Linked DNA regions of Mus musculus: all the other regions are linked to region 1. A link is a loop called in an ENCODE intact Hi-C map of the cell type or tissue named here. Cell type or tissue: left cerebral cortex. All regions are shown on one strand. Each heading gives the region's core, and the rest is flanking DNA. Links, peaks and the distances in the headings are about the cores only. Region 1 overlaps Rtn1 (reticulon 1). Region 2 overlaps Rtn1 (reticulon 1). Region 3 overlaps Rtn1 (reticulon 1). Region 4 overlaps Rtn1 (reticulon 1). Region 5 overlaps Rtn1 (reticulon 1).

Region 1 (5,955 bases), core at 569-5,568:
CGAGTTGCAGCAAAAGCAGCGACGGTGGCGCGGAGACTCTGCAGCCTTCTGGAGTCCGGAGTCCCGGTAGGGACAGCAGCAGGGAGCGTCCGCGTCCCTAGCCAGCGCACCCCGGCCTTGCCAAGCCACAGTAGCCCAGCCTGGGGCACAGCCAGCCATGGCCGCACCGCCGGATCTGCAAGATGAGCCGCTGTCTCTGGGTAGCCCCGGGTCCCAGTGGTTCGGGGGCCGGGGGGATGGGGAAGACGAAGCGACGGCGGTGATGGGGGCCAGGCCAGCGCAGCAGGATGGGGAGCCCGCCTGGGGGTCGGGCGCTGGAGCTGGGGTAACGTCGTCGCGGGAACTGTGCTCCGGCCCCGCCCGGTCGCCTCCCGTCGCCATGGAAACTGCATCCACAGGTAAGCCGGCCCGCACCGCGACCCCGCAAATGGAGGCCGGGACCGTGTTTCTTGTGGGTCCCCTAGTCCACAGCTTTTCTCTGCGTCTTCCTGGCCTGTCTACCTGGAGGTAGGGGTTCGCTCCTGGCGACTGTAAATATTAGCGGACTGGTGGAAAACAGCAGGGTGCTGCCAGCGGCTAGGAGGAAGAAGGCTGTTGGTCCAGTAATTTCATTTTTACTCTTTTTTCAGCCTTAGACATTGTCCTCGTTGGCAAGCCTGGCTTCTGTTGCGCCCCGGAACAAGTTTTCTCTTCTTGTCAGGGGTCTCAGGGCAGCAGGGCGGGGAGTGACAGGTTGTGATGTTTTTCTGGGGCGTGTTTGCGCTCAGCGAGCTCCACAGCAGAGATAGACGACTGCCTATCAGCGGGCGGGCCCACCGCCTCAGGACCCTCCCGCTGGGTTTAGGGCACCGGAGTACCGCAGAGACTTTATTTTCCCTTTCTCTTCCCTCAAGGAATCACCACACCCTACTCCTTTCCAGTTTTCCTCCAGCTCAGCTCTTTCTCCCGCGCAGAAAACAAACCCCCATGAGTCCCAAGCTGAATTCCGGAGGGACAGCATTGTTGGGAAGGTTGGAAGTTGTAGCCTTCTTTCTTTATTTCCTAGCCGCTCTTTTCTGAATCTATCAGAGTATTGAAACTTGAACCCCCTAAAATGTGAAGGTCTTAGCAGCTGCAGATTGGAATGCTGGGACTGTGGCCAGTGGTCCAGCCTCAGTTTACCCAGCAGTCTGAACTCATCTTTGCGTTTTGAAAAATTGTCAGTGATTGGGCCTCTCTTTCCCCCTGACTTGCCCTTCGCTCCAAATCCTTGCCTGGTGGAATCAACCCTAGGGCCATGGCTTGTCCTGACTGTTGGAAGCTAGAGACAGGCGCCGCGGGGGAGGGGCGGCTACCTGGTTATCGCTGTTTTCAGAAGGAATACTGTAGGGGGTGGTGTGTTGTGCTGTTGTCTGAGAGAGAGGCTCTGCTGTGCTGGAGTGGGAGTTGTGTAGTTTGGGTAATGTAGTGTGAGGCCTGGGGAGTGGGTGTTCCTGGAGGAGGCGACGAGGGTGGGACTGGCGTATGTGTTCCTGGCAGCTGATTTAGGGAAACCCCTTTCTTAAGCCACCCCCTCTCGAGGGTTATATGGAGTGCCTCGGGTTGTCTAAACTCTGCTCTAGAACAAACATGATTTAAGCCAGGAAAGGAGATTTGGAGAATGTGTTGAATAATGGGAAGAGAAAGTGGGGACCAAGAAATAAAAAGAGAAGCAAGTGAAAGAAGGAAGGGCAGGGCAGGAGGGGGAGGGGAAAGAAGAGGTTGGGGCATGGAGGGGGAGGGAGGAAGGGAAAAACTAAATGTGAAAAGAGCCAAAGATTGACAGCCCTATTTGTCATATATTGTTATGGGTTATAGGATTTAAACCGAATAATAGATTCCTGGTCGCTCTTAGAACTTCTTGAGTCCAAATGAAAAGAAATGAAAACAACTGCAAGAGCAAACAGCAAATGATAACCTAAAGCTTATGCAATATAATGTTTTGATAGTGTATATTATGGAATAATTAAATCAAGCTGTGATCATTTCTTTTTAATGGTGAAAACATTTACAAATCTACTCTACCAGTTAGACAGATGCAATGTCCTGGTACTAGACGAAATAGCATCTTCCACATTTAGCATCTTAATTATGAAGATATCTTGTATTGTCAAACAATTTAGGGGTTTCCTTTCCCAAGCATTAAATTAATTAATAAAACCAAACAAGGTTCTAAGTTTGGGTGGGTACGTATTTGTATGGAAATGCTTTCGTTGATTATTATCCAGGAAGGCATTTCTCATATGGTTGTCTGGCTTGTATTTTAAATGTCCAAAGTCTGTACTTTATAGACAAGATAGGCTGGTGTATAAGATATGGGTGTTGGAAATGGCAGCCAAGTAAATAGACATTTATTGAAAAATTCCAATAAAAGCAGAACCAACCTCCTTATATGCTATTTTGCAGGGTTTTTTTTTTTTTTTTTTTTTTTCAGTGTAAGAAAAAAAAAATAGTGTACTGGTCACAAAACGTGGGGGATGACCGTGGAGCACCTTGCTTGACTTTGCAGTTTTATATTTTGCTTTATAAATAGAAACCAGTTTTCCTGATGTTCTTGAGGCTTTGAAGCCTGAGCTTAAGGCATCCCAGAGTCTGTTTGCAGTGGCTCTGCCTCCGGGCCTCCAGGCGTTTCTCACTGTGTCCTCCAAGCAGAAGAAGGCTACTTTGTTATTACTATTATTATTATTGTTTATCTTTTGAAAGAATACTTTAGGCCTCAATTTCAATGGAGACAAAACTTAAGACTTTAAGCAGGAAGGGGGATAAACAGGAGGCTTCATTTTCACATACAGACAGATATGGGTGTTTTAAAACTTTTTTTTTTCCTGAAAATGAACCATTGATCATGCCATCTGGCCAGAAATTCTGTTATTTATTTTTATACACTGATGGTAATTAAAGTCCCCCAAGAAATAGTTTCAAAAAATATTCTCAGTCAACTCCCAGAATATGTATGTACGTATATATGTATGTATGTATGCATGTTTGTGTGTGGGGGTGTACCATTCAAACAAGCTATAAGGACCTGTTACACTGAATGGATTTTCAGCTATCCTCACTGCTTCTGACACTTGTGTAGGATGGAAAATTCCCAACAATAACAAAAAAATAACAGTTTCTTCTTGCACTATAATCTTTCACATCTAAAATTGCTAGTGGGCATGTGCAACGATAGCTTTGGCCAAGGAACATTCAGAGTACCATGTGGAAGCCACAGAGTGAGAGTGTCAGAGCTGCTAACTGAGGAGGCATTGCCAGCTTCTCATAGTTCTATACAAAGGACGCTAAGAGCAACTGTTCTCTCTCTCTCTCTCTCTCTCTCTCTCTCTCTCTCTCTCTCTCTCTCTCTCTCTCTCTCCCTCTCTCTCTCTCTCTCTCTCCCTCCCTCCCGCCCCCACCCCCATGGTCAGTTATTTTATTCCTGGGAACTAGTCAAAAGGAGCACACAAAAACAAAAGGAGAGAAGAATGGCCTTTTGTTTACAGAAAGAATTTTTTAAAAAAAGAACCTCTGAACAAATTGAAATGGTAAGAGGTTAACTCATCGCCTGCTTTGGGAATTCACTTGTTGGCGGCATGGCAGCCATGTGGAAGACAGAATAGGAACCGGCCAGGAGAACCAGGTCAGAATGGACTGCCTCAGCTGCACCTTTCTCTGGATCAATTTGACATAATTTTGTAAATAATTGCAAAAAGAAAAGGAAAAGTTCTTTGATATACATTCCTGGGACTATGAAGTTGATAATTACATTTTTAAAAAGCCAAATGTAATACTTCCGTTTCCATCTATCCTGATTTAAATTCCATGGAGGATATTATATATACCCCATCTAGGAAACTACACTGCTCTTCCAGTTGTTGTTTTTGGAAACTGAGTAGACTGTATTTACTGTTGTATGTGTTTGATAGGTGTGAGTGTGTTTGTGTGTGTGTGTATGTGTGTGTTTGTGTGTGTGTGTGTGTATGTTAATGCTTCCTGGCACTACCCTTCAAAAGGCATAAGTTCTAATCTTCTCTCTTTCATATTTTGAGAAAGTCACAGTGATAGTGAAGCAAAAAGTGGCACTACTCCTTGCTTCTGCAGTCTGTAGAAAGAGTAAAATAGTCTGGAAACATAATGCAATGTATTTCTTTAGATACAGCCTCTGGATACAGTCTAGCCCAGTGGTTCTTAGCCTTCCTAGTGCTGCAGCCCTTTAATACAGTTCCTCATGTTGTGATAACCCCCAACCACAGGATTATTTTTGTTGCGATTTCATAACTGATATTTTGCTACTGTTATGAATCGTGATGTAAATATCTGATATGCAGGATATTTACATCACGATATGTGGCCTCTGTGAAAGGGTTGTTCGACCTTCTAAGGGGTCATGACCCACAGGTTGAAAACTGCTGATCTAACAGTTAAATATGGTATACACCTCTGAATACAAAGGGTCGGTTACATTAACACATAGCTACACTTTAAAAACACATTGAAAATGGATATGAAGAGGACTTTCTGGATGTTTTTGAAGTCACCAGTCTGGAAACTCACTTTGCTGTTCCCCGCCCCTCCATCTCCCCACCCCCCGACCCCCAATAGTCCTGTTTCTGTTCTTTTTCTAGGTTGCATATGAACTTCTAGTACTGGGGTTTTGGAGGCAAGGTATTGATTGCCCATTTTACTGTCCATCCTAGGTAGCACGGACTATTAAATTTTTTATCCGTAAACAAAGAAACTGCTCAGTGCACCCTGGTGTACAGTTACCACATGCCCCTGCTGGTCACAGGGCAAGGACTCCTAGAAAACATGCCCTGTTGTCTCACATGCATGTTCAGTTTAGGCAAACTCTCCCTTTGTGTCAGTTCTCATTTTTCTCATTCTCAGATCTTTCCTGGGAGCTTGACTGGGAGGCCACCGCCATTATCCCGAGTCACAGGAGCGAGGGCATGAGCTAGCTCTCTGACATCAGCACAAGACACATAAACATAAGTGCAGCTTGCTCTGCATATAAAGCTATGGGAAATAAATCCATTTCGCTTTCACTCTCTTTGTCTTGTTCTGCCCTTCTTCAAAGAAATAATGCTGTTAAGTTGTACTCCAGGATCTTCAATTTCATTTATTATGGTTTGGTTTACATATGTTTATTATTTTTGAGATTATAATTGTGACAGTTCTTCCTTCCCTTTCCTCCCTCCAAACCTTCTCATATATTTCTCTTTACTCCTTCAAAGTCATGGCCTCCTTTCCACTAATTGTTATTTCATGCATATGCACACATGCACATATATATTTCAAATCCCTCTCTCTTTCTCTCTCTCTCTCTATATATGTGTATGGAATATGTGTATATAATTGAAATATAGATCCCAATATCTCTCTCCGTCTCTGTCCATCTCTCTCTCTTTATATATATATATATATCTTGCTCATTCCATATAATGCCACTTGCTTGTATGCTACATGATTTCAGGGTTGACCATTTGGGACTGGACAAGCAGTTGCTGTGATCTTCGCTGGAGAATAAGATCTCTCCTGTCTCCAGCTTTCCTCAGTTGCCTACAGTTTTGCTTACAGTTGAGGCCACGTGGGCTTTTCTCCATTCAGGCATGTTCACTGGTTCATCACTGTTCCACCCACATTTGGGCAGCCATGTTGATGAGAACTATGGGTGTAAATTGTCATATTACTAGGAGACATGGTCTTGCAGAAATCTCCCTGATCCTCTGGCTCTTACAATCTTTCTACTTCTTCTGCAATGTTCCCTGAGACTTAAGTGTGGGAGTGTTTTGGGAATGTATCCATTGGGGCTGGGGTCTCCAGAAGTATACAATTTGATGGGCTGTGGTTTTCTGTAGTGGTCTCTGTTTGTTGCAAAGAGAAGTTTCCTTGATGAGGGGTGAAGACTATACTTATCTGTGGGTATAAGGACACATGTTTGTAGGTTGTTGTTAG
Region 2 (5,955 bases), core at 420-5,419, 100 kb after region 1:
GGGTCACTTCCAATTCCTCTAGTTCCTGGTCAGAAGTATGTGCTATCTCCAGCAATAGCCCTTACATTCTGGGAGGCAACTGAGGGCAATGGTCTGTATTTTTACTTGCTAAATCTACCAGCCAATCTGGAAGAACAATCCTAGTTGTTAGAGTCGCACGCCAAGTTACAGAAGGCAGGTGTCGGAGCTCCACCTAGACCTTCTCCTACTGACTTAGGATTTCTGGAGGCAACCTTGAGCTTTACAGCTCAGATGTGAACTGTGGTGAAAGAGGGCTGGGGAGATGGCTCAGTGAGGACCAAAGTTCTGAGCCCTCCCATCCACATAAATGCTGGCTGAGAGGGCATGTCAGCCCTGTAACACTGTAGTCACAGTGCTTGAGGGACAGGGACAGGAATTATCAGAATACTCTAGCTATACTACCTGAGTCAGCAAACTCTGGGTTCCAGTGAGAAGCTGCCCTGCATCATCATGCAGCGATTGATGCCCAACAGCAGCATTACCTTCCTGTTCTCCCATTCTCTGAAACCATCAATCCACATTCTTTATGCATTTGCTTATTCTAAACTTTTATATAAATGTAATATTATAATAATGCAGCTCACCATGACGTATTTCACTTAGCACAGTAACTTGAGGTATGCTTTCTCATGCCTCTATATTTCACTGTCTCCTTCCTTTTTATGGCCAAAGAATATTCCACTATAAGGCCATATCACACTTAATTTATCCACTTATTAGTTAAGGGGTACTGGGGTTGTTCCCACCTCTTATTTAGGTCACCGTTTCATCTAAAGTAAGGTTTTCATGTAGCATGAAGGAGGGTTCTGGCTTCATCCTTTTGCATATGATTACCCAATCACTTTTCCTCTCTTCATTTACAAATGATAACCGGTCCCATCTTAGACCTGGGCTTCCTTAAAACAGGGAAAGCATGGGGCACATGAAACAGCGAAGGCATTTGAAACAGAAAGTCACACATTTAGATTCACGGCAAGTCATTTCTGCCAGGACACCAGCAATCCACTCAGAGGCTGCAACTGAAGAGACTGAGACCGTGTTGTGTAAGGGAACCAGTAGACAACAGCAAGACCTTCGTGTAGGGAGACATTACTCTCCCTAGACCAAGCAGAGTAGGAGGAGGTGATTCAGAAACCTGTGAAGAGGTAGAACTTTAAAAGACACAGGGAGTTATGAACAATACCGCAGCATCTCCCTCCTTCAGCCTTTCCTATTGACTGAACCAGGGTGGAAAGGATCCTGGACAATATACAGAATACATAGAAAATGGTAGGACTGGAAGAAAGTTGCCAGGGGGTGGGGCGGGAGAAGCACTAGTGGACCGATATTACATGGTTGCTCAAGCCATTGCAACAGGTTGTAAGTGCGATACGTAAAGTGCCTGTCACCCAGCGGATGCTCGCATGCGGAGCTGCGCTGGTGCCAGCACTGTCCTCTGAAGAATCCATTCTTCAGAATGGTGCCATAGATCATGCCCCCCATTGGCACCCTTGGCCCTCCCCTCCCTCCTTCTCATCCTTAGCCCACCACGTGAAAGTAACTTCGTGTAACCTTTACACTACCACTTTGTCTGGAATCAGAGCAAGGACTTAAGCACATGGCTTACTGAAGAGAGTGACGAAAGCAGTTTGAGGTGGTACAGTAACAATCGTCAAAAAGTTTGAGAGAATGAAGCAGCTGTTTTGCGTTTTAAGTTATATTTTTAAGATTGTAATAGTTATATTTCTCCTGTCCCTTTCATCCCTCCAAAGTCTCCCCAGTGCCCTGTCCTGCTCCACTTCAAGGTCATGACCTTCCCCACTTAATTCCTAATGCTGCATACATATCTATAAGTATAAACTCCTCAGTCCACATAATGTTACTTGTGTTCAGGAGAAACAGTTGTTTTAAGACACTTCAAACATTTCTCTACTCCAGTGATCACTCTCTCTACAGATAAACTTCTCTTGAGCTCTGACACACCCACACTGCCTCCACTTCTTCTACCATACTCCGTGTTTATAAGTCCTTCCAGACATCATGGCCTCTTTTGGGTATTGATAGATCATTGTGACTCCGGTCTCCAGGCTTTTGCACTGCTTGGCACACTTTTCCTTTGGAAACAAAGGGTTAAATCTAGGTCCGCCTCTTACAGAAGTCTCATCTGATCTGTTTAAAGCAGAAGCCTCTTCCCACCCTGTCCAGAGCAGCTGATTCCCCTAGCCTACTCTGCTTCTCCCTCCTGGCACTCGCTAGGACACCCCAGGCACTTGCTATACATACTGCTGTGTGATGTGACCCCTTGCCATTCGAACTTTTGACCCTGCTTATGATGTGTAGGGTAAAGTTGGTCCTGCTTTGTAGAGAATTTTAAAACTCTAAAATACGTTATCTGGTCCTCTCAGAACCCTAGAGCCACAGATGATGCAGCCATGAACAATATAATAAGATGATCTTGCCTCCCTAGAACCCCATAGTGATCCTAATATTCTGTAGGAAACTTTGGATGCTCAGTTCTTGCCACGTAAGGTCCAGAGATGGACGTCTAAGGTACCGGGAAGAAAGGCCCTGCCTGCTCTATAGCAAAACAGTACCAAACTCCTGAACACTGTTGCCATGGTGATTTCAACAGCCAAGCTCAGCAGGGTTGCCAGTGTGGCCTCCAGGCCATCTGGAGGAACATCAGGCAGAAGGCAGACACTTGCCCTGGGGACGGGGTGACTCTGAGTTGATGTCTTCTCAAGATGGGGTCAACAAAGTACAGCAGTGGGCTGCTATAGCTGCAGTCCCATGAGGTGGCACGGCTGATAATCCTCTTGGGGGTGGGGGTGGGGGTGGGGAGGGAAGCAGAAATGGCAAAACCTTTGAATTTTAGGCTTTAAAAATAAAAACATTCTCATGAGAAATGTAAAGCTCAGAAGTCTAGCCAAAGTCCATCTCCTCTTATTGACAGAGACAGAATGGGCTGCCCTGGGCATGGGGTAAGGATAACTTTCAGATTTCTTGATGTTGGTGGACTCAATTAGGGATATGTGTCCATTTGATTATCTGATGAAATCTGTGTAGCTGAGAAACTCCCTCGAGGGAATGAATCAGAAATTAAAATGACTTCTAGAATCTTTGGTGCACCAAAACAGACAGGACAGCCAAGATTCTGTTGCTAAGAAATGACAGGGTCATTTTTAAAAACAGCTAGATTAAGATGGATAGGTATGTAAATTAATTGGGCCACAACAGTAATTAGCCTTAGTTTAGGTGGCTTGTCTTTCCAGCAAAGCCCTGGAAACAGACTATTTCTGTACTAATGAGATGTGTGTTTCTCAAGCAACGACAAAACATCTCCCCTAATGGAATTTTGTTTTATTTCTTTTCTCTGTGTCCATCTGTCTGTCCGTGTGTGTGCCTCTCTGGCTCTCTTTCGCTCTGTGGGAGGACAGAACCATCTGCTGCAGAGTCCCAGGGGAAAGGCAGCGTCTCCGAGGATGAGTTGATTGCTGCCATTAAAGAAGCAAAGGGGTTATCATATGAAACCACCGAGAGTCCAAGGCCAGTGGGCCAGGTGGCCGACAAACCCAAAACCAAGACCAGGTCTGGGCTGCCCACCATCCCCAGTCCCCTCGACCAGGAGGCCAGCAGTGCCGAGTCCGGAGACTCAGAAATTGAGCTGGTGTCAGAGGACCCCATGGCCTCTGAGGATGCCCTGCCCTCTGGCTATGTGAGCTTCGGTCATGTGTCGGGCCCGCCCCCCTCTCCTGCCTCTCCATCCATCCAGTACAGCATCCTGCGGGAGGAGCGTGAGGCCGAGCTGGACAGCGAGCTCATCATCGAGTCCTGTGATGCCTCCTCAGCCTCGGAGGAGAGCCCCAAGCGCGAGCAGGACTCGCCCCCGATGAAACCGGGTGCCCTGGACGCCATCCGCGAGGAGACAGGCTCTCGGGCCACCGAAGAACGAGCGCCCAGCCACCAAGGCCCTGTGGAGCCCGACCCGATGCTCAGCTTTGCCCCCGCTGCCGCCCTCCAATCCCGCCCAGAGCCATCGTCTGGAGATGGAGCCTCGGTCCCGGAGCCGCCCAGATCACAGCAGCAGAAGCCTGAAGAGGAAGCTGTGAGTTCCAGTCAAAGTCCCACGGCCACCGAAATTCCTGGACCACTTGGTTCTGGCCTCATGCCCCCTCTGCCTTTCTTCAACAAGCAAAAAGGTAAAGGGGACAGCTTTTCTGGTTCAAGTAGGGTCGTCCTGCCAGAGTCCTTCCTGGGTGCCCTGAGGTATGCCCCAGGAAGCTGAACAGTCACCATGATTGTGTCTGGGGCCAGTGGCCCATTGCCACTGCGGTCTGTTTTCCTGTGAGTTAAGCATCTTTTCTCTTTCCATGCCTTAATCACAAAGGGTTCTGTGTGCTCCCCAGGACTGTAGTCGGTGACCCCATCCTTCCTTCCACTCCAGGGCTGGCTACCTCTGTGGACAAGTGAAGCTTTGCTTGGAACTGTCCAGACTTGTTGCCAGTGTCTTCCTACTTAAAGACGGGGGATGGCTAAGTCCCTTCATGCCTAAACCCGCTTTTAGCTCAGTTTTGCCTAAATGGGCCGTGTGTAGACCAGCCGCATCCTTTCTCATACCCAAGGAAAGAGAGTTTTGGTTTTTGAGTTCTAGATAATCGGAAAAGACAGCCACCAAAACTGCTCGCACCGTTTCTTCTGTCCCCCAGTGGCACCTAATATGATTCAGTAGTTTTTAAAGTTGCTTATAATTTAGAATTATTTTACTTTAGTCATTAGCTTCTCCCTCAAAGAAAGTCTTCAAATGAAAGAACTCAGTATTTTGTCATCTAGAATCCGTGGGTATAAAGGAGATTTTTTTCCCCAGTATCTCAAGTTGCCCAACACACCTGGTTGCAGATTCTTCATGGATTTCAGAGGGAAAAGAACCAGATGGCCAGATGAGGCAGGCGCTACTTACTCTCAGAGCGCGCCTTCGCTCCAGGGCCCCTGCTCTCCATCTTCTCCACTTTCTGTTTCTTTCTTTCTTCTTCTTCTTCTTCTTTTTTTTTTTTTTTTTTTTGGTTTTTCGAGACAGGGTTTCTCTGTGTGTAGCCCTGGCTGTCCTGGCACTCACTTTGTAGACCAAGCTGGCCTCGAACTCAGAAATCCGCCTGCCTCTGCCTCCCGAGTGCTGGGATTAAAGGCGTGCGCCACCACGCCCGGCTCACTTTCTGTTTCTTGACAAGTATTTTGCCCTCTTGAGATAATTGATTTCAAAGGTATACCCTCTTGGGTATAGCTTTTGCTAACCTTTAGTGCCTCGTATAAAAATAGAGAACAAACTCTTTCTTATTGGAAAGCCAACACACGGCACATTAAAATGATCACTAAAATGGGAGGATCTAGAGCAGTATATTACAAGATATCCTCATTACATGCTTGTGGAGGCCAAGATAACTTTTTTCCCCCAGTTTTGTGGAGCAACCCAATATCCTCAGCCTGTTGCCTCTTGATTATCCAAATAACTAGCTCCAGGATTTAAAGTGCATTATTTGCATGGGATGGGAGGGTATTTGAAGTCAAATTTAAGAGTAAGAATGCATATTTGCTTGGCAACCTTTGAAACTAATTTAGATTATTTTTCGACCACTCTGACTGGGATGGGGAAGAGCCCCATGGCATGCAGGAGCTGCGCCGACATGAACAGCTTTAGCCTCCTGAGCCTGAAATGGTTGAGCTACAGTCCTGCTGCCATGTAACATATGACAGGCAGGCCCGTTTCCTTCCCAAATCGGAGAGACAAGCTCCACAGCTGGGGTTAGCAGACATCTGCTGAAGACCTAAAAAGCAGGAGCTCTGGACTCGAGCAAGGGCTGGAGCGAGCAAGGGCTGGAGCACACTCCTTTTATGACCAATTTGATATCGTTCAGATCTCACCCCATAAGGCTTAGACTGTCTGTTGTTAAGTTTAGATAC
Region 3 (5,955 bases), core at 564-5,563, 170 kb after region 1:
GGACTGGGACTCCTGAAATCTCTGGCTAGCTATTCTTAGAAATCAACCTTATCTGTAAATTATACATATCTCCAGCCCCCTCCCCTACTGTGATCAGTCCCAAAGGGTAACCGTGTTGACAGGAAACCCTTTGCTGCTATGAGTTCTACTTAAATGTCCCCCACACTGATCCCCTGCCAATCACCAGTGACCCCATCTATGTGACATGGCAACACCTACAGGCTTCAACCTGGAACTTACAAGTCCCATCTTCTAATATTTATTCATTCATCCTACAAACAGTAGAGAATTGTAGTCCTTTGGGATTACAGTAAGATTCCACCCAGTGACTGTAGTTTGGACAATGGCAGGATGGTAGCCACAATCTTCTTCACAAGGTTTTAGATAACTGTGGAATATTCCAAACTAGAAAAAGGATTTGCCACTCCTTTGGAGACTCAGGCAGCAATCTGTGACCAACATTTTTAGAATTGGGGACAGCAGAGGCGAGCTAACAGTGAGGACTAGTGGGCATTATGCAGTAAGCTTGGCATCTGTACCGTCACACGTCCTGGACAACAGGTTTCATGTTTCTAAGAAATTTCTAGAATATGCACCATGCTGGTTAGGAATAGCCCTGGTCTCCTTAGCTGCCATCTCCACGCGGGCGTTCCTTTCCTTCCTCTCTTCTCCCGTTCTTCCGCCCCCATCCCCATACCTAGCCTGTGCGCGCGCCTCGTCGCCTGCTCTACCATCCCAGGGACAGCTCTCCCAAGGCTGCCCAGCCCGCGCCCGCCGCGGTCGCATAGAGCAGCCGCAGCAGCATCCACGCGCGCGCGCCGGCGGCTCCGGGACCGCGCTGATTCGCTGTCGCGCTCTGCGGCGCTCGTGCCCGCCCGCCCCTTGCGCGCGCGCCCGGGGCCGCTTCAGTCTGCAGCCGCGAGGCCACCAGAGCCCACCGCCGCCGCAGCCGGGCAGCGACGCGGAGTGCAAGCTCAGCGCCTGGAGGAGAGCCACGGCGAGCCCGCCAAGCCCGCACCATGCAGGCCACTGCCGATTCCACCAAGATGGACTGTGTGTGGAGCAACTGGAAAAGTCAGGGTATTCTCTTTATTTCGGTAGTGCATGCCTGCGGCGCACGCGGAACCGCGATCTGGACACGGCCATTGTGCATCATTTCACCTGTGGGACCATGCATGCTTTACTTAAACCCAGGAGCTTTCTGCGGGGGGGAGTAAACCTGTTCTTGCAAAATCGACACGAATGATATTTGCCCCCTCCCCTCCCTCCGCCCTGCCTTTATCCCCTCCCAATTCACCCCTTTGTTTTCTTGTGTATTGTGGTATTGTAAATAATGCATCATTTGCCTCCTCCGGGAGTTTTTCTGGCCTGATCATTCAGGACTTGTTTAATCTCTCAGCTGAGGAGCTAAAGTGCTTCCTTATTTTTTTTTCTGCATCCCAGTGCATTTATTTCTGCCCAAAGGTTGAGATCAGAGCCATTAACTGAGAGGGCATCCTTAGGAGAGAGGGACACACCCATTTCAGGCTTGTTATTTGTGATTACACAAAGGAAACTGGAAATGCAGACCAGCTCTCTAAATCCTGAGACTATGATGGCGTAGCCACTTATTAGGGTGGTTCGCTTTGAAATAGTCTTGTTATTGTGACTGTCATTGGAATAATCTAGATCATTTATTTATTAACAATGGCTTTCAGTGAAATAAATGGAGGGGAGAAACAAAGCCGTGGCGGCTGCCCTCGGGTCTAACAGATCTGTTTAGAAACGGTCCATATTAGCACTGGGTGTGGCCGCCCTCCAGCCTCGCTTGCTTTTCAGCCATTTTTATTCAGCCTCATATCCCACACATCCGGCTCTCCTTTGTTACATTAAGGTTTTATCCCTCACCTTGCTCACCTTGCATGAGGAGGAGGAGGAAGGGAGAATTTGCAAGAATGAATTGTATGAGGTAAAGTCCGGGGTTGGGCAGATCCAATGTCTTGATATTTAACAAATACGGTTCTGAAGAAGGCACATTGATGGAACCTGCAGGGGTTTGCAGCATCCTTGGGGACCAAGAGCACTACGTGGTGACTCTTTTTATCTTTTTCTTTTTTTCTTAGTTTCTCTCTTCTTCATCGTCATCATCTTCTAGCCAGAAAAAAAAAATGTTCTTTTCATCTTTAATGATTGTGAAGGACTTTTATTTTATTTTATTTTCTTAAGAAAAGATAAAAACAGAAATCTCAGAATTAAAAGCACGCTTGGCTTTGGCCCTTGTTTGTTGAACTGGATGTCAATGGCATAAAATACAGTAGTCTACTTTAAATCATGTGGGCCTATTAGAAACATGACTGTCAAAAGTAAATAGGTAGGCCATCAATTTAAATGCCAATAAATAAGAAATACGCAGCCACGGAGTGTAATTTCGGGAAACGATGACAGCTACATGGAATGGCACAGGCTGCACAGACGCGGGTGGCTGTAAAGTGCTTTGTATCTCCTCCTTCTGGGTGCGTGTGCCTAGACCCATCAGTTGGATGCACACACTCTACAACTGTGCCTTCATAAGAATGCCACGTTCAGATGGCTATGAAGACTGGTGATCGGGGTTTGTTTCTGAGTGTCTTCTATTTTGAACAGACACAGACTTGGAAAGATAGCAGCTTGTGTGTTTTATTTGTAGCATCACAGTGCTAAGGGTTTGGCATTGGCTTACTTTAAATTTTGAAATGAATTTTTTTAATAATCAGGAATTAGCATAAAACGCAATCACTTACCCTCTGAAGGCAATTGTGTTCCTTTCCAACCATGTAGCTACCTGTGGAGATTGATTCAGAGTTACCAAAGGGTCTTATTCCCAGTGACCTTTGATTGTCATTAGATTCATTGATTTCCTTTCCTCAAATAGAACAATGCCATTTACTTGAAAATTGGCCACTAGCTAACTAGAGAGTTCAGTGACACCAGATAGCCGTGGTGGCGAGAATGAATTACTCCTTTGTTGTCCTCCCCTGTGGGAACTTCCATCATAGACTAAAACTACAGTAGATTCTAAACACATCACCTTCACTCCAGTTCCCTATGTTTAAAGCAAATTGTTCTAATCCCCAGCTATACCTGAGAGTCACTTAGAATGCTTTAAGAAACACAAAGGATGCTGGGCCCCACCCCTAGAGCTTGTGATCTTGGATGAGTTTAATACGTATCTGGGGTTGAAGCCACTGGTGTCTATGAATTCTTAGTGTGCCCAACTTTTAGGCCAGCAAAACTCGGTGTACGGATGGCATAGGTGTGACCTAGGAGGCCAGTATGGGTAGAAGTCAGTAGACACTGCTGAAGATGCCCTCTGGAAGTGTACAGAAGCTTTGCCTGGGTAGGAAACACATGGATTTGAGGCTGCCTCTCTATCATTGCAGTTTTCATCTATAAATTACATCACTGAATTACTTCACTGAAATGTATTATAAAACTAGAGTGCATGGGTTTAGGGTGTATGTGTCTGTCTGTCTGTGTGTGCGCACGACATATATGATTGCAGTGAAAGACAGCAATGCGTGGCAGCTCACACCTATAATACCCGCAGTCAAGAGATAGAAGCATGAAGATAGTCCAAAGCTCACCTTGGACTGTAGAGCAGCACGGCATCACAAACAACAACAACACAAAACCAACGGTAACAGAAAGAGGCTAAGTCAGACATTGCCATACACACCTGTCATCCCAGCATTAGGTTATAGAACAGGGGTTCAAGGAAGCCAGGCTCACACAGAGAGGACAAGGCTAGCCCACGAGACCCTATCTCAAAACAAACAAACAGACAAACAAACAAACAACTCTAAAATTTACAGGATTTAGGTCCCCTGTCCTAACGGAGATAATCTTATAGTTTACAACGGTCTTAATATTTATGAGGCCCTTTTACTAATTTGGTCCGATCGTCTCAAACCCTGGGTGTGAGGGCTTGTTTTCACATTTCATCTCGGGGGTGATAGATGAGGCTTCTGTCAGGTGCACAGCTGGTGACAGCCGGAGCCCTGCTTCCTACTGTTCCGCCATCTGCCTCTGAGGTAGGCCGTGCTTTCCTCTGTGATTTATCGAAAGACAAGTTGTCTGAATGATGGTGAATAGCCCTCATATTCACAAGTTTCCATTTTGCCAAGTATCCTCTCAAATTTCCATTCAACTCCTGGATGGTGGGAGACTCTAAGAAGGTAAATCAAACATGCCCAGGATCTGTGAGAAGCGGTAAATTCATTAGTTAAAGGGGGCTCTCGGACCGGCATCCCCTCACCTCCCTCATGAATGCTGAGTGACAGGAGGTGAGATCCCACCCACCTCTCTGAGATATGTTCACATAGGCCCTTCTTCACAGACAGAACGACATCCAGCAGCCATGCAAGGCCCACACCCCACTTATATCATTGTCCCCATCCCCACCATCACAGACTGGCCGTCCTAAAGTCTTCTCAATATTAGCCACTTGTCAGTGACTGTGCTGCTGGTTCCTAAGCCTTCGTGACATTCCTCTCACTGTATTGGGCAGGGAATTCCAGGCTTAAGACTGAGAGGACCGGTAATTTGCCTTATATTAATATTTAACCACACAACTTAAATCCAAATGGTCCCGTGCCACAGAGATGAAGATTCATGAGCAACCCCCACCCGTGGGAATCTGTCTATACTCTGAAGACCCCTGCCCACCTCCCCTTTCTACCATGTTCAAAAAACTGTAATGGGCAGCATCTGTAGTGCTGTGGTGTCTTGGCGATCTGTTATGTGCTTAGGTGCTAAAGCTCAACTCCTTTGTGTGTGTTGTCTCCGCCAGCACGCAACCTTTCAATGATGTTATCTAGCTATCTTTCAAAATGGCGTATACTCTGTGGTGGCCTACAGTGCTCTATGGAAATGCTTTAGGATTGTCTAATCTAAATGTTACTAGCTGAAACATTTACTAAAGACCCAAGCATCCCATGATACTGGTAAATACACATATTTTAGCCACAGAGACTGAAAGAAGTAGTCAATTTCAGCATCTGAAGGCTGGAGAGATGGCCCAGTCGATAAGATACTTGTTGCAGAAGCATGAAATTAGCAAGAAAGATCTCCAGAATCTATGTTAAGAAGCTCCGTGTCAGCTTGTAACCCTAGCATTGGGGAGGTAAAGACAGTGGGTCCCCAGAGATTCCTGGCCAGCCAGACTAACCTACTCAGTGAACCTCAGTTCCCAGTGAAAAACCTTGTCTCAAAAAATGAGATGGATGGCTCCTAGGGCACGAGGCCAGAGACTGTTCTCCAGCCCCCACACCAGTACACACATGCATGCTCACCTGTGCACACATATAAATAGGAGACAGTCTCACCTTTTATTAAAGACAGCTTTTTATTTAGACTCATCATTAGAATATGCCAAATATTACAGCATAGCATTATACAACAAACTCCTCCCTGGTGCAGATTCTAATGAGATCCCATGGGAACCTGCTCGGTTGGGGCACTGGGACTTTCCCAAGTGACAGAAGACTCTAGGTACACAGAATATCTTAAATGTGTATTGTTCAGGCAGTGGGATCCACTGAAAACAGGGTGTTCTCTTTTTATAGCATCTTCATTGCTGTCGAGAGGACCTTTGGAAGGGCAGAGTTTAAGATGGAAATGTTTTTTTTTTTCTGCTTCTCTGACAGAGATTCGGGTACACTATGCATTTTTTTATTTTTGTCAAAAGATTTCAATAAAAGCCACAAATCACCCCAGTTTCTACCACCCAGAGTTAATCAATGTGGATACTGGCTATATATTGTCTAATATATTTGTCTATCTGCCTCTGCAAATACTTGCAGGTATGTACATCATAAAAATGAAGCTAAAGTCTAGGCATGCAGGGGAAAGGGGGCTTTTTATAAATTGAAATATGGAGGTCTCAAAAATATTTTCCTTCCGCCCCACCCCTGAGATAGGGTTTCTCTGTGTAGCCCT
Region 4 (5,955 bases), core at 271-5,270, 120 kb after region 1:
AGATGATGACTCCAGACAGGAGGTGCAGTTGCTGGTGTGGACTTTCACTGAATGCCAGTGTGCTTTGTAGTTTATGCTCTTCCCACAAAGCCCATTTAAATGTTATTATACCTAGTGAAAGGTTAAAGAATAATGGAGCAATTAAAAAGAGAGCTCTGTGTGGAGATCACCTGCTGTTACTGGTGAAGGACTTTGCCTCTTGGCTGTACTCCCCTGGGGTGATCAGCTCTGGAAAGGGCAATGGAGTTGGCAGGGAAAGATGCTTTTAGAGGTTCCGTGGAGGTGGTCAGTAATAGATTGGAGTTGATAAGCCAAGGTGGCATCGCTGTGGGCCAACGTTTAACTGTTTGTTTGCTGAACTGAACCTGGAGAACATTTGTGTACAGGCCAATCTACTAAAGTTTTATAACCTCCATACAATGGAAAACTTTCTGAATAATTTTTTTTTGGTACTCTGAATACAGAAGAACCTTACTAAAAACCAAGTTTGTTATTGAGGTGATTATAGAGATTTGACAAATGATATAGATGTTCTAGAGTAAGACAGATTTGGGTGTGAATCCCCATCTATCACTTACTGGCCCAAAACTTCCAAAGCCTTATCTATGATAAAGATAAAGATATTTTGTCCTCTCTGCAATTGTAATGAGATTATGAACTGAGTGATGCTTTTGAAGTAGTCAGGCTGATAGAACTGGAACATCACAAATTGCAGCAATTACACTCCCATTTTTTAATTGGGCTGTGTTTTCTGTACTACCTCAAATGCTACATGCTCAGGTTGCAGGTTGTTTAAGGACCCAGGAGAATGTGAGACTGCAAGGGGGCTGTCCTTGGTGGATGAGCCTTCTGGCCAGGTGTTCCTGAGGCTGGCTTGATGCTCTGCCTATGTAATTCTGCCTTGGTAGCCACGCCCCACACCTGCCAGTCAGCAGCCTGCCCTTTGATAACCTCATCATTCATATTCCCTCAAACAATGAGAGGTATGAATTAGCCACTTTGTCAGGATCTGGTGAAGCCCACCTGGCACAGCTGCCTTCTTGGGCTTAACCTTTAGCCTGAGCCCTAATCTCTGTTTTTATCAGCTGTAGCCAGACAGCTAAAAGGCAGTAGAAACTTTAGAGACAGGACTTTAATGACTTGTTTGAATCCAGTGTGACATATACCAGGTTGCTGCCCTCCGCACATCACCCTCAGATCAGGCAGCTTCCCACATAAAGGTTTGTCTGCATTGTTTTTCAGGACTGCTACCTTCTGGTAAACGGGTATTTCCGAGACATTTGAATAACAGTGAGGCAGGATTTAATGTTTTCACAATAACAAATATGGGGTGACTCCTTTAGACTAGATAAGCAACGGTTTGAGAGTTTGTCACATAAAATGTTACTCCATTCATAAAAAAATGTCTGCATAAAAACCCCTTTCAGTTATCTTAAATGGAAAACAAGCTTGCCTATGCACTCTTTGGATGGTGCAATGTAGCAAATAGGAAATAGGCTTCACATAGAACTTCTTGTCTCAGCGGTGGGAAGGAGGCGTGCTACTGGAAGGACTTGACTGTTTGCTGTTTCTTCTTTACCCACGTCACACCTTTTTAAAGCCCATGGGCAGGATTTGAGACGCATTGACAAGGAACTTCTGCCCATTAACAATATATATTTTGGTAGCAGGTAAAGACTGACTCTTCAAATACCTGACTCTAACTAATGATTTGGAATGAGTCTCCATAATCTATACATTGAGATATTTAAAAATGATCTCTAAGCAAAATTTCAACTCACAGATTAGAATAACAGGATGAGTTTTCATTTATAACTTGGCAGAATTTAGCACTAGGATCCTGTCATGTTGGTTGTATTGGTTTTGGGGGAAGTATTTTAAAAATAAAGTTGCTATCATGGAAATGTTTCAATGTGCATATCCAAAACCAGAAACATTTTTCTTGCATAACCTCAGAACTATTGATACTTTAAATAAATATGTCATATTTCTCTAATACTCTTCCAATTCCCCCCTTTCAGTTGATCTATTTTAATTAGCATGTGAGCAAAGGTGTCTTAAATGATGACAGAAATCAGGGCAACGCTCTGTGTGCTAGTTGGTTATTAGGTAGGGCTCCTTTGTCTATGACAAACATTTTTTACCAGGAAAGTTTTTACACATAGAGAATCATTATGAGATTCTTCACTGTTCACATGGTTGTATGACTCTCTTATTAGCTCTGCTCTTGACTTTTTGGTGACCAAGATTTCATAGTCTTTATACTTCTGATTTAATGAGAAAATCAGAGACTATTCCGTGACTCCTCTTCTCTGGGAGGAAGCCTTGAAGAACCCAGGCAAAGTGGATGGCCAATATGCTGTGACATTGCGCTGCTTATAAATCTCGAGAGTATCTTCTCCTCTGACTGGATAGCCACTGCACTTTGTAAGTGTTATTGAGTCTGACTTTCAGCTGACAAGACTTTCTGGGGCATCCCCCAGAGAGCCGGATGCTGCAGGGTTACCAGCAGAGTCACCACCGTGGGTTAGTGAGAAACTAACAAACACCCGATCTAAAACTGGAGCGTTTGGAACAGTGTGTTTACACCTTACGCAATGCCGGTTGTATTTCAACATTTTCCAAAAATATCACACAAAGGTATTTAGAAAGAAGAAAAACAAATCTGGTTTGTAAAGTGTTTGTCTGAGGACTGCCACTGTTGCCATGGGATTCACAGAAGCAGATTTTCACGGCTTCATCAGACCGAGCCTGTTTTTTGAACAGGTTCCGGGGAGAGTGGGCTCCTGCTGCCCTGTTCTGGGTGTTTTCGTTAGACTTAACTCAGCCTTAGGAATATCAACATTTCCTTTGTACAAAAAGTACATTGGGTGATAATGCCTAGGTTTGCTTTTAGCAGACAGCTTTAGCGATACCAGATTTATTTTCCTATCTGCTGCTTGTTTCTAAATAGACATCATGTAACCAGCTTCACACGGCTCGTCTTGGAGCATAGGCAAATGTTAGCTTAATATTTGAGTGCCATCTGCTGTAAGTTCCATGGCATTCAAGCCCATCTGGCTTCCGTGCGGCAAGTCCCCTTTCTTTTTAACATCTCAGTAGAACGCAGCCCAAGCCTCGCACACTGATGGGGCCGACTCTTCCACTGATCACCGCATGGGGCTGCTGTCCAAGGATCATGTTCTCTTGGCTCTCCATGCACCTTTCCCGGAGACTTGTGCTTCAGCTTCGGGAAGCACGTGCAAGCGTGTGATGTAACTAAGCAGTCAGTGTGTTCCTAAGTCCCTTTGCTTTATCTGAAATAGCAGTCTGACTCTCAGTGGGTGAACATTTGCCACCTCAGTAAAGTTACTGAATAAACGATTATTAAGAACAGAGTATATGCTGGGCTTTTTAGAAGACATTGGAATGGAGGGAGTGGAGAACAGGAAGACTGTCTGCTGCCCTGACATCCCATCCATGAAGGAGATTAATGTATCCACACAAATGAACCCAGATAACTCAGAGCAAGGTGGTGATAGGCAGTGTGAAGTTAAGTCCAGTCCAGAGGTATAGGCAGTCTGGTTCATTTCTCTTGACCTACTTTTACTAGCTTTGAAGTCAAGTTGATCTGAACACTGAACATCATGAGAAGACTAATATTTCTATCAGTAGTTGTGGTAGGAGGTTCTAGAGTCAAGCAATCAGAATTGTAAGCAGGTCATGTAGGCTCATCTTTATTTACGTTATTAGACGTGTCTATACCCACACTCTCATGGATTCCTGAATCAAGTACATAGGAATTCCTGGGTAGGAGCTGAGGAGCCTAAGGTGACTAAGACCCAGTCCTTGAAACCAGACATTGGTAGAGACATGCAGCTAAAAATGATGTCACAAAACATTCCAGGCACACTGAAGGCCACACTTACCCCGGCCTCTCTGTGTTGCTGACTTACACTGCAACAGCTGAGCCGTATCTGTATTCATATCTTTCTGTACTTATTTATCCACAGCTTCCAAAATCTGGGGGCCGGGGGATTATTAGTGGAATATTGATCCCGTTCTTCTTCCCGTTCCCCTTTACTTCAAAGGAAGAGATTAGGTTGTCCAAAAGTAATAACAGTATTTGTTTGGTTTACTGGGGGTGGGGTGGCAAATACAGAAATAATTGTTGCTTCAATTGCCCGAGTACCAGTTTCAGATGCTGAAATGATGACACACTACTGCGGGGGGTGGGGTGCAAATGTGTTTTCTACCTGGCTTCTCCCTGTTATGTGGTACATTTGGAGTTACTGCATAGCTTGAGAAACTCAACAGACCTTTGTATAACTGAAATTAAACATTTAACCTCCATAGAGGCCATCAGGGATCAGGTACAAAGTGGGGCAGAGAGGAGGGATGGAGGAAGCTGCACATTCGTATTGGATTGTTCATACTCCCCAGCCTGAAGCCAGGAGCCTGCAGTAACCTGTGTGAAAGCAAAAGTAAAATTGAGTTTGGGGACTAGGGAAAAGCATTGCATGTCCTCTTATTGTATGCTCTTAGGAGTGTTTTTTTAACACAGTAACTCCAGATACCAAGGAGATTTAGGCCACTCCTATTCTTTTGACTACAGAGAGTGTTTTCTTTCAGTCTTATATTACTCAATAGAACCAGAAAACTATTTGTTTGGCCAATAAAAGCTGCACAAACTTCATCTCACTGAACATTCATAATAAGGGCCTGGTTTTCTGATTAGCCATTTCTTTCTACCCCCAGCCCAGTGTGCATGGTTGGCATCAAATACTGTGCTTTTTTGGAGGCACAACTTTCCAGAGAGGCAGACTCTCCTACCGACCATGGTGTTGCTGGTCCCCAACTACAAGGCCAGCATGATGTCTCTCTGGCTGCCCCACTGGCGTGCCCTTGAGTCCTCTTGCCTCTCTGTGGCTGGCAGTTAGATTGTACCGCCAACATCCATCACATCTCTACTGTCTGCACAGGCAACACTGAATTAAAACTAAGAAGCCAGCTTTCCGTCCACTGCATAACCAGTCTGTGAGGTGGGGATGTGTGCTGGTGTTCAGGATCTAGTAACTCAGGGCTTCTAAAGCCTCAAGAGCACAGGCCTTTTGGTGTTGGCAAGTTTCAAACTCTGAGCATTTCTGTTTCCCCTTCCCCTGGTGATGGACCCTGTATACTCATTCATTTCATCCTCCCAAAGACAGAAAGAGCAATCTGCCCACATCAAAATCATTAAACATCGCATGGCATTTGCAGTTTTTTTTTTCAATCTTTCAGTAGATCTTTGAATCTGACAGAGGTCTGGCTGTTCTTGGGGGCAGTGATTCTAAAGTGAAGATTCATGTTCAGAGGTTCTTATCATAGCGTAGTCCCTTTCTCATGGTGTGCCTTTAGGCACCAAAACGCCATCCTGAGTTGACATACTTCAGTTAGCAAGAACAGTTAGCCAGAAGCATAGCCACAGAAGCTGAAGAGCAGGGTCAGTCCACCTAGAGACTTCCCCGGACCTACGGGCTCTGATGGAGTAGGTCTGCACGCTTGTTTTTGGCAGGTGGTACTGTCTACACGTTGAGTTTTATGGTCTGAATGGTACGCCCATCATGACGTCAGTTGTGCTAAGGTCTGGGGCTCTATTACACTTTTGTAAAATTCAGTCGTGCTCTTGTCCCAGCAGACGTGTTGACGTGAATCCTCCGGCTGCTGACAATTACTTCTGGATCTCCACGGTCCATGTGAAAACACACCTTTTCAAAGAGGGAGGTTTTGTTTTTGTCCTGAGAACAATCTTGGAGAGCATTGAACCCACTCAGGTCGCTCTGCAGATGGGTTGAGCAAGGAACAGGCAGCTATGACTGAATCTCGAACCAACCGGGACCAGCAGACTACAGCTGGTGACTGTTTTATATCAGATCTATTCAGACACAATCCACAAGCCAGAAAATTCACCATTCTGACATCCATAGTCCACGGGTT
Region 5 (5,955 bases), core at 514-5,513, 51 kb after region 1:
TTGCTTAGACTGAGGACACGGGAGATTGTTGCATGGCCGCTCTTTGTCGAGCAGTGGAAGCTGAGGAGAGCTAAATGTCACCTGAAAATTACCTAGCATTTCTCCTTCACGTGTGAATGAGTTCTTTGATAACTAGCTATTGGTTACCTTTTAGACAGGCCAAAAGTGCTACCTGGCTCTGGCTTAGCAAGATTATCACATAATTTTGGTTGGAGAGAAACAATGACTCGATAATATAATCAGATCTTCTGCCTGTTCTATTGAGTCTGATTCTGCTTTGGTTTTAAGCACGTACCAGGAAGTCAAGGCCAGGAAGCTTTCCCCAGTAGTAGAGTTCTTGGCTGACACAGACGACTTCTCTTTTACTGTAGCCACTTGGATGTTCGAACTGGCAACCAAAAAAGTCTTTAAAAATGACATCTATGAGTATTAAATGTACCACTAACAACTCAGTGCTAGTTAGTATCAAATTTAATACAGGCAGCAAGTGTGGATGGAGTGTGCTAATAGCCAAACTTGGCTGAAAGTTTTCCATCAATTACTGAAACAGATACCAACCAAGATATACTCACAGCTAAGACTGAGAAAACAGATTCAGAGAAAACCAAATCACCTCTAAACAGAACCAAAGTCGCATTCCACTGTGCTGAAGCAGAATGGGGCACCACAGAAGTAAAATCGGGATGACCACGTCCGCCTAGGTTCTCAGCCATGCTGCTGGGCCGGCTGTGTCCCCACCCTCCAAACAGCATCGTCCTAGGCCCTACCGCTGGAAAGGCTGTAGTTCTGTTTATAAAAATGTTATTCATTCACAGTTTTTAGAAGCTTCATTTTGACGAATAAGTAACTGGAATTCAAGAGGAAAATAAGTTCACTTTATGCAGTAACCATAACAGTTGCTTCAACAAATTCAAGCTGTCCACAGTGTGTCCAGACATCAGTCCTCAGCCCACAGTTCTGGGAACATGGGAGCCTGAGAACACAGAAGCTGTTGGATGCTCCCATATAGTGCTGCTCAAGAAGGAGTGTGTGTTCATAGGTCTGGAGAGTTTGATAAGTCCTGTCTGACCACAAATGCATTTGGTTTGGGGATACTTTTGTTCCTACATTCCCCCACGAATTACTGTTTTCTCCTAGAACAACATGAGACTGAAAACCCTGGAACTTTCTCTAATATCACACAGTCTACCCTATAATATTGGATCTCGTCAGATACGACATGCCGTAAATTGTTTGAGATTATATTTCCAGGGAGGTGGGACAGTTGGAAAAGTGTTTGCCATCCAAGTATAAGGACTCAGGCTTGGCTCTCCAGCGCCTCAGCATGTCACAGAAGAGTCCCAGGAGCTAGCTCACTGACCAGCTAACCTTGGTGACCTGTTAAGCTCAAGGTTCAGGGAGAGACCCTGTCTCAAAAAGGAAGACAGGCCATGACTTGAGAAAACATCTGACATTAGCCTCTGGCCTCCACACCGATGTGCAAGCTGCTGTGGCAACACACCCCTCCCTCAGTGTGCACACACGAAGTGCTCTACCCATGAATATACACTCCCCCTGTCCTGCTATGTCTGCTGTGCTCTTTGAAGGTAGGAGACCAGTCCTTGCTCCTGTTTTAGATCATTACCCTTTAAAACAGTGGTTCTCAGCTTTCCTGATGCTGCGACCTTTAAAACAGTTCCTCCTATTGTGGTGACCTTCAACCATAACATTATTTTTGTTGCTACCTCATAACTGTAATTTCGCTATTGTTATGAATTGTAATGTAAATGTCTTTGTTTTCCAGTGGCCTTAGGTGGCCCTATTAAAGGGTTGTTTGACCCCCAAAGGGGTGGAGACTTACAAGTTGCAGACAGCTGCTTTAAAATGACTCTCAAGATTTTTATGTTTGCCCTCATTTTGGCCCTCTCTAGGGATCTTTCTTGTGTACATCTGAATCTGTATTGCAAATTTTCATACTTAGCTCTCTCCTAGAGAACTCTGGGTAACTTTGATTACTTATCTGCTACAACTGAGTTCTTACGGGTGTGGGTTGCCACGGGAAGTGTCAGGGTGGTGGGGGTCAGGGTGTTTTGCCTCCATTTGTCCTGGGTTTAGAAGTTTGTACGCTTTTCCTTCATTTTGTACTGAAAGGTGCCTGTCCTGTGTCTACTGTGGTGGGCAGTCACCATGCTTCTCAGCTTTGCTCTTATAATCCAGCAGCTCATCACCTCTTCTCAAGACGGTGGCCATACTTCCATCCAGTTCTCAGCCGCGTGACTGTGGCATGGCTGAGATGGCTGAGGGGGGTCTTTTGTTTGCTTGTCTTTATTGACTTTGAAAGTTTTCCAGCTATTATTTTTCCAAATGTCTTTCCTCTTTAATGATGTTCTTTATTCTCCTTCTGAGATTCTGCTCACTCATATGTCAACTTTTTGTTTTGTTTTGTTTTTTAACATTGTCTCACGGATCCTGGATGTCCTTTCTGGTTGTTCCACCACTGTTAGTAACTGTGTGTCATCCTGGGTAATTTCTGCTTCCCCATCTTCCAGTTCATGTCTGTTTCCTTCCTCAGTTGTGTCTAGTTAGCTGGTGAACTTGATGAAGGTTTGTAAGAACACTTTAAAAGAATATTTGTTTTTAACTATGTATATACCATTACGGATTTGTTTGGTTTGAGGATTCCCAGAGAGGGTCTGTCTCATCCTCTGGACCTGGAGTTACAGGAGGTTGTAAGCTGCCAACTATGGGGTACTAGGAATTCAGGTTCTCTGCAAGAGCAATGCCTGCTCCTAGCTGCTGAGCCACCTTGTCAACCTTTTAAGCATCTTTGATTTCTATCACTTACATTTTAAGTACTGTTAACATTTCCCAACTCTCCGCCCAAATTTCCCCTGTTCAGTCTTTCCTACTCAATCTTCTGTTACATGAATTGCGGCAAAGTTCTCTTATTCTGACATTTGTGTTGCTACCGAGTCTGTTCTATTCGGTGCCTTACTCATGTTTTATTTTCAACTACTTAAAATGGTGTGTTTTTTTCCCTTTTCTTTAAGTTTTGAATAAATGCCAAGCATCATATAAAGAAGAAATACAGATAAAGAAGCAACTAGGGAGTACTGCCCAGAAATGAGTGTTTCTTCCATGTGAAGGGCTGAGTCAGTCCTGGTGCTTGGACTAAGCTTGGGTTCTGTTTCCATAGTTACCATCCCTGACTCCCAGGCTTCTGTGGGTTGCTGTTGTCCCCTGTGTCCCATGGTCATCTACTGACACAAGGTTCCAGCAGGTTCTGCATGCCTGTCCCACATTCCCTCAACTCTCCCCTACTGGCAGAATTCCTTTTGCTTTTTACTTGGTACCAACTTGTTGGGGGTGGATGGAAGGTTCTTCCGTTCCAACTTTAGCTTTAGTCAAGATCTCTAAGCTGGAATCTAAAGGAAACTCTTTCTTAATGTCCCTGCCCCTCTATGTTTGGCTACCAAATTCTGCCTTGTAGAGTTTGGCAGGCTCGGCAAAGCTAAGGACACTCTCCTAGAAGCCCTCAGCAGTGCCCTAGAGAGCAGATCTGTTTGGATGCAGAATGCTGGTCCTGAAAGACCTTTCTCTCCCTCTGTGAGTACAAGAACCTAATTTCTGTATTTCTCACAGACAAGATAGTTTTCCCCCTTGAATCCTGACAGTGGGGAAGGTGTCTTGTCATGTCCCTCGGCACTTTAAGGGACCCCACACACACACACACACACACCCCAGGAGAGAAGAAATGGGGCTGTATTTCACATAGGCCCTCCCAACCCACCACTCAGGAGCTCATCACTGGGCCACCAAAAGGCTTCTTCTACTCTTCTGTCCCTTCATGGAGAAGAGTGAGAACTCTCTATGTGCCTGGGCTCCAGCTCTGAAAGGATGTGTCAGCTTGTATTCAAACTTGTTAGCCCTCCAGATGACTTATCCTTTTTCTGTGGTGGCTGTCTCTTCCTCCCATGCTCTGTCACAGATGAACAGGCTCATACATCCCACTCTCTCTTTGAGGGCTTTGGCTTTGAAATTCATTTTCCTTGGTTGCTTTATAATCCGAACTATCTCTTGGTTTTGAGAACATTTATGATTTTGCAGATGACCTAGATCTGTCTTTGACTCTTAAACATGAACCATGTTTTCCTGATGCTTTCTATGCCTTAAGAATTCTTCCCCGAGGGGTTATTATGTATGAGTGAACTTTGCCGAGTATGGCTGATTTCAGAAAACATGTTTCAATTCAGGATAACTACATCATTCTTAGCTTCATTTTAAAATTCATTTTGAAAAAGTTTCATATTCTTTTTTTTTTCCATCTAAAACCATGGAAAGATTTTTTTCTTCTATTAAGAAAACTCACATGATTAGGGCCATTTGTAAATACAGTCAAGGCATAATTCACTTGATTACAGTAGAGAGAAATTTATACATTTTTTTAGGCAATCAGATATCCAATTGCTTAACAAATCTGAGAACTGTAAATGATCTCAGCAGATATCTACCATTGAGGGTGTCAGAATGCTTCACCATTGATGGTTCAATACTTATCTGACTTTTCAAGTCCTCAGTGTTTAAAAGGTTTTGTCCGTGAATTTATTAACTCCATCACTGCAGTAGATAGGAAAGTGTCATTCCCCCACCCCCTGCCCCCGAAGAAATCTAAACCCTAATCTGTGAAACCTGCTTGATGTGTCAAACAAAGACTTTGTAGTTCCTATTCAAGACACTAAAGAGTGGAAATATCCCGGGAGGGCCCAACATAATCACAGGGACTCTTGAGAGAGGAAGGGAGGAGAACCAGTGAGTGACAGCAAGAGATGTGAGGATGGAAGCAGAGGCCCTAGTTAGAAAGACCAGTGTTAGCTATGCAGGCAGTGCATGGCCAGCAGGCAGGAGTGGGCAACCAGCTTCAGAACGCAGCAAAGAGAAAACCAAGTCTGGGCCAGCACCGCTAGGAAGACCCCATTCCTGCCCACAGCTTGATTTTAGGGCTTCTGAGCTCCATAATTAAGCTTTTGTCATTTAAGCCACTATATTTTTGCAGTTTGTTACAATGGCAATATGAAATTCATATAAAATTTGAGGAGACAAACCCCCAGTTTGCCTACTTAGCATAAGAAAGGGTGTCCCCCAGTGACTGTAGCCATTGAGAAAGACTCATTCCTGTGAGCCTTAGCTGGTGATCCTGGCTTTGGCTCCGTAATGACTGGAGCTGCTTTGTGGGTTTTGTGCTGAGGTTGTTCTTTTAAAATCAGCATTGTAGACATTCTAACGGGTCATGATTCTTGGCCTCTTGTGCTGGGCAAATAGATATAACACCCCTTCTTCCAGAGGTATGTTATATTGCATTGTTTTATCATAAATAATACAATAATACTCAATCTTTATGAGAGGAACATATTCCACATTTTTTATTAGATATTTCTTTATTTACATTTCAAATGTTATCCCCTTTCCTGGTTTCCCCTCCGAAAACCCCCTTTCCCCTCATCACTCCCCATGCTTACCAACACACCCACTCCTTCTTCCTGGCCCTGGCATTCTCCTACACTGGGGCATAGAATCTTCACAGCACCAAAGGCCTCCCCTCCCATTGATGACCGACTAGGCCATCTTCTGTTACATATGCAGCTAGAGCCATGGGTCTCACCATGTATTTTCTTTGGTTGGTGGTTTAGTCCCAGAGAGCTCTGGGGGTACTCGTTAGTTTATATTGTTGTTCCTTCTATGGGGCTGCAAACCCCTTCAGCTCCTTGGGTACTTTCTCTAGCTCCTTCATTGGGGACCCTGTGCTCAGTCCAATGGTATTCATGTTCTTCTGGTTTAGTGTTTAGCATTTTATTTTAGACTTCATGGAGAAGGTATTAGTGCCTTTTTCAATGCTAAGCCCTTTCTTAATCATAGCAATAATGTCCATAATGGAATATTTTCCATTATATAATCCTCATAATTTTAAAGCCTTCTTTT

The links. Peaks named below come from ENCODE experiments on the same cell type or tissue, not always from the same donor. Only the 100,000 strongest peaks of a DNase experiment are listed, where the experiment ranks them.
Region 2: it touches region 1 in a loop (2.0-fold over the local background); 2 of 42 quality-filtered maps call a loop at or near these places.
Region 3: it touches region 1 in a loop (2.4-fold over the local background); 7 of 42 quality-filtered maps call a loop at or near these places.
Region 4: a loop joins it to region 1, with 2.9 times the contacts of the local background. A loop is called at or near these places in 9 of 42 quality-filtered maps.
Region 5: a loop joins it to region 1, with 2.5 times the contacts of the local background. A loop is called at or near these places in 2 of 42 quality-filtered maps.

The regions. Positions count from the first base shown.
Region 1 is chr12:72,402,754-72,408,708 of GRCm38, reverse strand. It overlaps Rtn1 (reticulon 1), which reads left to right. Exons shown (of 9, transcript NM_153457.7): 1 at 1-398. The coding sequence starts at 158. Among named protein-coding and RNA genes, the nearest start is that of Rtn1, 3.3 kb to the left of the region's middle. In left cerebral cortex, for the core only: no CTCF peak of the experiment used is centred there; DNase peaks (open chromatin) are centred at 773, 1,408 and 3,178; H3K4me3 peaks cover 1,753 bases; H3K27ac peaks cover 920 bases.
Region 2 is chr12:72,301,901-72,307,855 of GRCm38, reverse strand. Rtn1 (reticulon 1) reads left to right here. Exons shown (of 9, transcript NM_153457.7): 3 at 3,438-4,199. Among named protein-coding and RNA genes, the nearest start is that of Gm52013, 45 kb to the right of the region's middle. In left cerebral cortex, for the core only: no CTCF peak of the experiment used is centred there; DNase peaks (open chromatin) are centred at 2,632 and 3,323.
Region 3 is chr12:72,231,654-72,237,608 of GRCm38, reverse strand. The region is part of intron 3 of Rtn1 (reticulon 1); the gene reads left to right. Among named protein-coding and RNA genes, the nearest start is that of Gm52013, 25 kb to the left of the region's middle. In left cerebral cortex, for the core only: no CTCF peak of the experiment used is centred there; DNase peaks (open chromatin) are centred at 720, 1,813, 2,456 and 3,302; H3K4me3 peaks cover 4,785 bases; H3K27ac peaks cover 4,122 bases.
Region 4 is chr12:72,282,709-72,288,663 of GRCm38, reverse strand. The region is part of intron 3 of Rtn1 (reticulon 1); the gene reads left to right. Gm52013 (a long non-coding RNA gene) reads right to left here. Exons shown (of 3, transcript XR_003950281.1): 3 at 5,239-5,955. Among named protein-coding and RNA genes, the nearest start is that of Gm52013, 26 kb to the right of the region's middle. In left cerebral cortex, for the core only: a CTCF peak has its summit at 3,113; DNase peaks (open chromatin) are centred at 1,546, 3,057 and 3,927; H3K4me3 peaks cover 922 bases; H3K27ac peaks cover 1,561 bases.
Region 5 is chr12:72,351,690-72,357,644 of GRCm38, reverse strand. The region is part of intron 1 of Rtn1 (reticulon 1); the gene reads left to right. Among named protein-coding and RNA genes, the nearest start is that of Rtn1, 54 kb to the left of the region's middle. In left cerebral cortex, for the core only: a CTCF peak has its summit at 3,313; DNase peaks (open chromatin) are centred at 3,218 and 3,933; H3K27ac peaks cover 324 bases.